Linked DNA regions of Homo sapiens: region 1 is linked to region 2. The links are chromatin contacts, found by Hi-C or POLR2A ChIA-PET in ENCODE. All regions are on one chromosome and are shown on one strand. Each heading gives the region's core, a stretch centred on a gene start or an enhancer-like site at or near the end of the contact. The rest is flanking DNA. Distances are from core to core; before and after follow the strand shown.

Evidence for each region. A loop is a pair of places that touch in the nucleus more often than their neighbours do. ChIA-PET counts read pairs that join two places held with the same protein, here RNA polymerase II (POLR2A). Pooled maps may share reads with other maps.
Region 1: a loop to region 2 is called in a map of CD4-positive, alpha-beta T cell, with 3 times the contacts of the local background. The contact joins two enhancer-like sites. A Hi-C loop is called at or near these places in 11 of 168 maps with a recorded cell type or tissue (B cell, CD4-positive, alpha-beta T cell, CD4-positive, alpha-beta memory T cell and 6 more), 19 of 37 single-sample maps with no recorded cell type and 16 of 50 pooled maps. POLR2A ChIA-PET finds 5 or more read pairs at or near these places in 13 of 52 experiments (CD4-positive, alpha-beta T cell, CD4-positive, alpha-beta memory T cell, CD8-positive, alpha-beta T cell and 8 more).

Annotation. Positions count from the first base shown.
Region 1 is chr5:50,741,737-50,746,640 of GRCh38, reverse strand. All of the region lies in intron 2 of PARP8 (poly(ADP-ribose) polymerase family member 8), which reads right to left. Among named protein-coding and RNA genes, the nearest start is that of PARP8, 78 kb to the right of the region's middle. Within about 2 kb of position 1,665, at least 5 of the 41 ENCODE cell types and tissues checked have a DNase peak (open chromatin) inside an H3K27ac peak, as active enhancers do; they include B cell, CD4-positive, alpha-beta T cell, CD8-positive, alpha-beta T cell and 2 more, where a contact is called at or near this core.
Region 2 is chr5:50,709,430-50,714,390 of GRCh38, reverse strand. All of the region lies in intron 2 of PARP8 (poly(ADP-ribose) polymerase family member 8), which reads right to left. Among named protein-coding and RNA genes, the nearest start is that of PARP8, 45 kb to the right of the region's middle. RefSeq lists an enhancer at 2,813-3,162. Within about 2 kb of position 2,935, at least 12 of the 41 ENCODE cell types and tissues checked have a DNase peak (open chromatin) inside an H3K27ac peak, as active enhancers do; they include B cell, CD4-positive, alpha-beta T cell, CD8-positive, alpha-beta T cell and 2 more, where a contact is called at or near this core.

The sequences.
Region 1 (4,904 bases), core at 416-2,915, 34 kb before region 2:
GTTAATTTAGAGGGAACCAGAGAATATGATACATAAATATGACAGACAAAGGAACTTGAACATTTTAAAGCACAGTAGTATTTTTTTTTACTTTTTATATAATATAGACTCACATAAAGTTGAAAAGACTGTACAAAAGTGTCATGTATATTACCCAGTTTCCTCCATTGCTTACATGTTATGTACCTACAGTAGAATATCAAATCCTGGAAACTGACATTAGTGCAAAGTTTGAGTATAGTTCTATGTTACTTTATCACATGTGCATCACATACCCATTATAGCAAACAAAATACAGAACTATTTGATCACACAAAAATTTCCCTTGTGCTACCTTTTTTAGAGACATATCCATCTCCCTTCACCCAAGCATCCTTAAGCCCAACAGCCACTAATCAGTTCCCTAGCTCTAAATTTTTTATCATTTCAAGAATAATACATAAATGGAATCAGAGATTATGAAGCATAACAGTATTTCCAGGCAGATTAGTATTTTGAACAATATACTCTGATAGCTAATATTTAGGATAGATTGAAGAAAAGAGAGATCAGATTAAGAAGCTATCATAGTAGTAAAATATGAGCACATATCAGTGAAAAGGTATGTATTGGGAATAAGAATGCAGGAACAAATGGCAGATGTTGGACCTCAGCCAATAGAGCAGCTTTGGAAATCATGGCCCTGAATCAACATGCCAAACATTAGAAGATAAAATATCCATGACAATGGTGCCCCAAAACAAGCTGGGGGGAAATGTACACTATGACCCCATATGAATTCATTTTCCCGTGATCCATTCCTTTATACTGTCGAATGGTACTATGTAGAAATAAAACTGATGATCAAGGCACCCTTCTGATCTGGCAGTGCTATGTGACAGAAGCTTGGCAATGCCAGAGATTATACTCAGTACTAAGCTGAATTAATTCCCAACAGCCTACCATCTCAACCAATGGCAATTGCTTCATTTTTCATCTAAATCAATGTCTGAATCCAAAATGAGGCCTTAATTCATTCCTTTGTCTACCTCCAGTTAGAGGGCCTGTTGTAGTTCAAGACAGACAAATAGGAGTCCAATGCAGCTTTGAGGCTTACTAGCTGGGAGGCATAAGAAAAGTTGGTTAAACACTCACAGACTCAATCTCTATTTAGTAAAATGGAAGAATCCATACCTACCTTAAGAGCCTGCTGTGATGATTTAATGGCTTAACAGGTGCAAGGACCCCAGGACAATGCCAGACACATAACAGCAGGTGCTGAGTAATTTTAGTCAGCTTCCAATACAAGCAATTAAAATTTATAGGAGTGAAATTTACATGAATGAATGTTCTCTGGAAAACTCAATTTGCTAAAAAGTACAATATATTACATTTATCTGAGACCCAAACCAACACTGATTATTTTATTTTATGGTCGTATTGTCCTCATGATATTAGGAGACATTCCCATGTTCGTGAACGTACCTAATTTTTCAAATAGAAAATAGCAAACAGAAATCCTGCAAAATGATTCATCAGCCCCTTGTGCGACAGCATTTTCTCAGTGGTATACCAGAAGGAAAATCACCAGGACTGTAAAATCCTAATCAGTTTCACTTTGTGACTTGCAGAGTTCTAAGGGAAACAATCTAGTACAAACAGACATGGATGATTGGCTCAAGGATCTAATGAGTAGTACCAAAAAAACGTGGAAAGAACAAAGCTTAAGTAGATTGCAGAGTACTGTTAGTATGTGCTGTACATAATAAATGCCATGTAGCAGGCAGAAAATATTGTCAAGAAGCATAAGTGAAAGTGAAAGAAGGTGGACATGAGAAGAAAGCAAAATCTAGAGCAAGTTCTGAATTCCTTTTAAAAGTCATACTCATCTTTTGTCCTCACATCCCTGGAGCAAGCTCTGAATTCCTATTCAGAGAAAAAAAAAAGCCTTCAGAATTTTGGGATATGCTGACTTACAATTAATTACATTGAGGTGCTTTGCCAGAAACTCAGGTCAGTCAAATATGTGTTTGGTATATATTATATGAACAGTGTGATGCATGGTTCTTAAAGTCACAACTTTGAAACCAGAATCTAAAAATTATTTTATTGCACCTCAATAATTTTCTAACAAAATGGTTACTTTCACCTCTTTTTCCTCTGAAAGCATCTGGCCCAACCAAAGACATCTCCCAATAGCCAACAACTTCTAAAGGAGTTCCCAAAGCAGCTGTCAGTTGCTCCATATCTACCTAATCCTGTATTCTGTTCATATATTTGTTTACTCCTATAACTGGAACCATTTAATAAGGTCATTCTTGTATCTACACTTCCCAATCACTCCATTACCATCCTTTTCCTTCTGAAATGTCTGCAATGAGCTAAGAACAGATAGAGTCTGGTCTGAACTCCCAAGTTCATGGATCTAAGGAGAGTCTTTCAAAAGTAGTGGAAGATGGTAGCTCTATGTAATAAAGATTGGAATTTAGGCTTGAAGATGAAAGAATCTTAGACTTAAAAGAGTTTTTCGATGCACCAATTCATTATCTGATTTTACAAGCAGGGCCCATAACTGCCATCTGTAACGTCAAACTCCTGGATCCTCAGTTCATGCTTTTTCAACAACACCCAGAGGTTTTGACAGAACAAGTAAAAACCAGTATTTTATTGCACATTACCTTTTTACTTACCTGCTAATATTTAAAACAATTTCTCCAATAAACTACATCCTCGTATCTTTTATCCCTCCCAGTTAGATCCCACTTTAAGAATTTAAATAAGAAAAAGCAAAAGGCAGAAACAAAAAATTGCACATGACAAACAATCCTCTACCCTAGCGAAGATGCTTAGGAGTACAGATCTCAATTTTATTTAATCAATTAATTTTTAATTTTATTTATTTATTTATTTATTTATGTTTTGGAGACAAGGTTTCACTTTGTCACCTAGGCTGGAATGCAATGGCCTCAAGCCTCCCAAACCTCTGGGATTACAGATTTGAGCCATCGTGCCTGGTTAGGTCTCAGTCTTTGTTCACTTGCAAGTCAGCAGTTGAAACCTGAGACCACATCTCACCCCCAGACACACTGGAGCTTTCTAGAAGAAAATTCACTCCAGCACTTATTAATTCTGTCTTCTTTACTCTTCAAGTGCTGCAGAGTGAAAGAGATGCTGTCCCACTACCCACCTCCAGACCCAACTCTAGTGTCTCAAGCTAGAAGGTAATTTGGGGCATACTAGAAGCTCACCTTTGCTACTTTAATGCCATTCAGTTCCCAAAACATTCACTTTCATGTTCATCATCATTTCACCCTCTAAAAACATTTTCAAATTGTGCAGGTCAATCAGCTACAGCATCCTCATTCTTCACCACTATGAGCTACAATCTTTTTGTCATTTATCCAGGGTTGGGGAGCTCTAGGACCTTCTTTTCCTCTTTACCAAAAATCTTGACATCACTCCCATCCATTTGGACAACGTTAAGCTGCACGTAGTTCCATGGCCTCGTTTTCCCTACCACTAGCTCACCAAATCTCCAAATGGCTATACCTTGAAGCTTGATTTGGAGTGAATGGCTCCCCTTCTAAAATCTCAAACCCCCATGTCCCACTTTCTAACCACAATTTTATAATTTTCCCAGCTCTCACTCCTTTCCTCTTACTTCTAACATCCTTAAACAATGCATTCACTCTGTGTCTTTACCAGTCCCTCTGAGCTTCATTTTCATCTTCCCATGATTTTAGATACCTAACTGCTCTCTCCACAGCATCTTCGACTCCTTCAATGTGCAGCGCCTACCTTGCCCCTGCAGACTACCTGATCCTACCAGCTCCAAACTGCAGATTAGGTCATATTTGCCATGCTCAGCTCCTGGACCTGGGCTCTGAATGCTGCTGGAAAGGACAATGAAACTAAGGGGCCTGGTGCCCTACAGACATGTGGTTCTCAATATTATCTATTAACAACTCTGCTCAGTAACCTGAGAAACCCATTCTTCATAAACCCCCTTACTTTTTCTTCCTAGTTGTTTTTGCAAATTTTCACAGCTTTCCAAACACCGTATAACAACCTACCCTTTCACTCTCATCAAAATGCTTTCTTTCCACATTAAGAGAGATTATCATATGGTTACTTCCTCAAGGCATTCCCTTTATTCTGTCTCCCACCAACCACCTACAAGCTCATACTCCTCTCCTTGTACCCAGGAAGAAGGAATTATCTGTCCTTGTAATCTAAGATTAATCCATCTACTTGCTGCACAGAACTCATAAACCCACACTCCATTTGGGGCTTTGTTCTATTAATTTAATCTAACAATTTCACAATTTGAAATCTATCAAACATATGTAACTATGTGAGTGGGGAAAAAAACTAGCCACAAAGATATTAATGGTAGCATTATTTAAAATAAACAAATGTATTTGTTTTTAAGCCAAACTGCCAAAAATAGGATTATATGAACTACTGCACACAATATCTGCCCCCTCCCTTATTCGGAACCACTCAACATGAAGACAAGAACACTAAGTTCTCCTTCTAGAAAATAAAATGCGGCCAGGGGCGGTGGCTCACGCCTGTAATCCCGGTACTTTGGGAGGCCAAAGCGGGCGGATCACCTGAGTTCAAGAGTTCGAGACCAGCCTGGCCAATATGGCAAAACCCTGTCTCTACTAAAAACAGAAAAAATTAGCCAGGCGTGGTTGTGTGCACCTGTAATGCCAGCTAGTAGAAGGCTGAGGCAGGAGAATCACTTGAACCTGGGAGGCGGAGGTTGCAGTGAGCTGAGATCGCGCTATTGCACCCGGCCTGGGCAACAAGAATGAAATTCTACCTAAAAAAAAAAAAAAGAAGAAAAGAAAAGAAAACACATCTTTCTCACCTATGAAATAAATTACGTATTACCCTTTACTAAGGTAAAAGGATGA
Region 2 (4,961 bases), core at 1,686-4,185:
TTAAAAAATAGAAAAGAAAAACTGTAATTCTGTTCTAAGAGGATTATGGAAAGATAGTGATAGAATTTCAATGTCTTATTTCCTATCCCTTCTTCCTAGCTTGAATTTATTTGTCTATGTTGAGCCAAGCAGCAATCGGTGTTGGTGAGCTGTTGTGTGTAAGGTATTGAGTTCCAAAAAGTCTTGACAGAGAAGAAAATGTGGGGCTCTTCCCAACATGGGTTAGGCATTCTTCTGAAAACCAGACTCAGATACCCTCAAAATAAACTTTGTGCTTGATGAATTCTGGGGAAAAAAAAAAAAAAAGAAAGAAAGAAAAGAAAAGAAAAATCATCAGTGGCTTAAAATGCCACAAATGTATCATCTTACAGATCTGGTAGGTCAGAATTCCAATTAAATGGGTTCAACCAGACCAGAATCAAGATGTCAGGGGGGCCACATTCCTGCCAGGAGCTCCAGGAGAAAATCCATTTCCTTTCATTTCCAGGTTCTAGAATCTGCCCACATTCCTTGCCTCATGGTTCCTTCCATCTTGCTAGGCTGCAGCAGAGCATCTTCAGATCTCTGACTCTATCCCTCTGCTTCCTTCATCCCATCTCCTTCTCTGACTCGCCTGCCTCTTCTAAGGATCCATGTGATGACACTGGGCTCAACATAATTATCAAGGTAATCCCCCCATCTCAAAATCTTAATTTAATCATATTGGTAAATTCCTTTTGGCCATATAAGGTAATATGTTCACAAGTTCCAGGATTAGGATGTGGATATCTTGGTGGCCATTATTCTGTCTACCACATTATATTATCAGATTAATGAAAAAATTAAATGAGATTATCCAAATAATAATAATAGCTGGGTGTGATGGTTCACGCCTGTAATCCCAGCACTATGGGAGGCACAGGGGAGCAAATCACATGAGCCCAGAAGTTCAAGGTCAGCCTGGGCAACAAGGCAAAACCCCATCTCTACAAAAAATACCAAAATTAGCCAGGCATAGTGGCACATGCCTGTAGTCCTAACTACTTGGAGGGCTGAGGTGGGAGAACTGCTTGAGCCCAGGAGGCCAAGGTTGTGGTGAACCAAGATCACACCACTGCACTCCAGCCTGGGCAATAGAGTGAGACCCTGTCTCAAAATAATAATAATAATAATAATATCTAAAGTTTATTGAGCACTCAATATGAATAAGCACTCTTGTAAGTCCTTTGGATAATTAACTTATTGAAACATCACCACAGATCTATAACATATAGATGACTCTCACAGCCATTTTATAAATGGGGAAAATAAAGCACAATTAATATACCTAAACCTAATAACACAGCAAATATCTGACATGAGTGGTTTTGAAAGTCAAGCCATCTGGCACTTATACTCACTCTTTTAATTGCCACAGAAACACTGAATAAATTTTAGTTGTTATTATTACATCTCTGTATTGAGTTTATTATAATACTTTACCTCATGCCACTAACATAAATAAAAAAAAAATCTCCTAAACACAATAAAATCAAGCCTAATGTTAGCAACAAAACTTAAAAAAAAAAAAACCTTGTTCCTCCTTCTTTCCTGTTTTAAACAGTCCTTATACCAAAATATCTTTCTTCTCCTTCTGACCACCAGATCCATATTTGTTTCTTTCTCACCCTGCATGCTCCCGTGGCTCCCTGCACTTATCTTGTCACTTATGACATTATACTATAATGTTTGCTGCTTTATCTCATCCCTGCTCTGTGAATGCCTTCAGGACAGGGACTCTTCTATATTCAGGGTGGCCTGCAGAGCCTGGTCCTCAGTGCTTACTGAATGAGTAAATGAGGAAATCATGAACTACAATAATTTAAAAATCTGGTCAACTGTTTTGCCAAGAATCTTTGCAACTTTTACTATTTTGTACATTTCTTATAATAAAATGTTGTCTGATATTAACACAAAAACAATATGAAGTTGAATAGATTCTAAAAAGCTCCTGTTAGTTTCTGCCATCAACGGTACAATAATTGAAGCATGAAAAACATGACCAATTCATTTTGTTGTATTATAGGTGCTCCACAAAACTGTACATATTTATTGTAGGGAAACAGAAGATTTCCCAGAAGTTGGGTTTTTTAAAGTATAAAATGCCAAATATCTATTTCTAAATATATAATCCTGGGAGGAGCCTACAAAATGGTAACCAACAGCCAAAGGTCAGCATATGCTGTTCTTATTATTTTGGACATAACATAATTTAGTTTCTGCCATTTCACTTTGTGATCTATTTCAAATCACTCTGAATAAAGTGAAGATTAATAAAACTTACTACTCTTAAAATTGATAAAGAATAAACTTATATTGCACCATAAATATCTGTCAGAAGTGGAAGAAGTAATGAGGTCCTTCAGGATGCAGATAAATCAACTTTGCAGAAAAATCATTTAGATTTTTGTTTCTCAGAAGGTTTATTATTATCACAGTAATGCTAGATAAATAGCCTGGCCTATGATTTACTCTACTCGCTTAAAAGAGAAAAGAGAAGTTAACAGCTGTTAATAATCACTATGGAAAACAGAAATAAAAGGTAAAGCAGTGATGTGTCTCAGCAATAATGCTTTTGGCTGCAACTGTCAAAAACCTATACTGAATTGACTTTAAACATAAGGACCTTGATTTTCTCATATAAGTGCAGAAATGTATGTTGGATTATGGGCAGGAGGGTTGGGGTTTAGGGCGGGGTGAGGAGGTCTATTATTAATTCAGCGGCTCAACCAAGGACTCATTCCCAAAGACTCAAATTCTGCCCATTTTGTCTTTCTGTTTCTCACAGTATAGCAGCAGTTTCAAACTACATCTGGGCTAACTTCCCGTGTGGCCCACATGACAGGTGCTGCAGTCCCAATATCACATCCAGAAATGAAAATGAAAGTCAGCCCCAGAAGCCACAGAGCAAACTCCTCACATTTCAGAGGCCAGAGAGAAGTTCCTAGACAGCCCTGAATCAATCAGTTAGGGGAGGAGGGAGAAGGCAGGCCAGAGGGACAAGTCACATGACTGAATTAAACTAATAGGCTTTTATTCCTGAGCTGGAGAGAGGGCCATGCATTTTCACTAAGGTATGATTTCTTGAACAACACTGGTGTTCCCTTTGCATGGAAAAAGGTAGTAATGAATGGCTGATAGACAATAATATTTAAAACAGCAAGACTATCAGAAGACTTAGCTCTACAATTGGCCTAATTCCCAAGCTCTAAGGAGGTAAAACGAGAGAGGAAAGTTTCATAATAACATAATTGTGTTTATCAGAGGAGGAATCAAGATGCTATTTTACAGACGACCAGTAGCAACAAACAATTCACCACAAGGTAGTTAAACACACTAATATATGCTGAGGCTAGGAAAGCATTCAAATATACACATTTGATTGTATGCACAGGCACATATGTATATGTGTTTATGTACAGATAGAGACATAGATATGGATAAATGATTGACAGATAGTTATAAAGCTACAGATAGAAACAGATACACTGTGGCTAGGTAATAAGTCATCAAAAGTAGAACCTGTTAGATATAAAAATTTTCAATCACATATGTAGGTTGCAGACACAGAAACAAAAATTGTGTTCTTTTTCAAAAGTCTACACCAGAGTTACACTGCTAAATCTGTTATATTTAAATATTGATACTTTGAAAAGGGAGAATGAAGTCCAAGACAATTCACACAACAAAAGAGCATCCACACAAAAACAAGCTGATCCTTATTTCTCTCTAAAAGGTTCCTACCAGACCAGAAATGAGAATTAGCAGGACCCAGTAAGATCTAAGTACCATCAGACCATCAGGTGTTGAACCCATTCTAATCTCTGATTCTTCTAAATAAAAAAGGTTTATTTAATTTAGAAAAAAAACTTTTTTAAAAAAGGTTTCCTTCTAAATAAAAAAAGATATAAATAAGAAGCATGAAGCATGTGACTACTTCTTTACTACTATTGCTGATAAAGTTCTAAGGCAAAAGCAACCACTGCCTCAAAACTCACCTCAAAATATAGATAAAAGTCAGTGGGAGATGGATTCTAAGAAAAGATCCATGAAAGTACAAAAACAATCAATTTATATTTCAGATTAAACCAGACATGCAACTGGATCTCCCTATGATAACAGCAGCAAAAATGTGCACTAAGTAATGAACTAATGGAAGGTGCTTGTTTCAACACCTTTAAATAACTGAGAAAATACATCAGGAGCACAAAGATGTAATAAAATGAAAGCACAATAATTAGCCCCAGAAAAAAATTATTAATATGAATTGTCTCTGTCCAAAATCTAAACAGTTTCTCCTTATTAAAGGGTCATTAAGCATATTTCACAAACATCTCAAACATACATATATATGTGTGTATATATGTGTGTGTGTATATATGTATATATATGTGTGTGTGTGTATATATGTATGTGTATATATATATATATATATATATATATATATATACACTCTTTCTACCTCATATTCTCATAGTCTCTCCCCCCCAACACAAACACACACACACACACACACACACACACACACTCTTGTACAAACAGTCCATCCATCCATCTCTGACTCTTTGTCTATTTATCTCTCTTTTGGTTCCTTGGTCTTTTTCTTTTCTCCTTTTTATATTTTTGCAACAGTACCAGGGCTTAATAACACTGGCATTTTTTTGTGGAACGAGCAAATTTAATCTCTGGATGAGTCAGAGTGAAGACACTGTAAGCCTGTGGCTACTGCACTCAAGAATTTTACTGATTATCTCCTACCATGGTGCTTACATTATTATTAAAATATGTTTCCCACTACCTTACTCTTAAATGTGAATAGACAGTTGAAAGATCAGTAGACATTTGAGAAAAGCCTACAACATGAATATGAAAGACAAGAAGAAATAAAAAAAAATGACACTTGGAGGAAACAGAAGCAGTGAAAGGAACAGAAGAAACTTAAA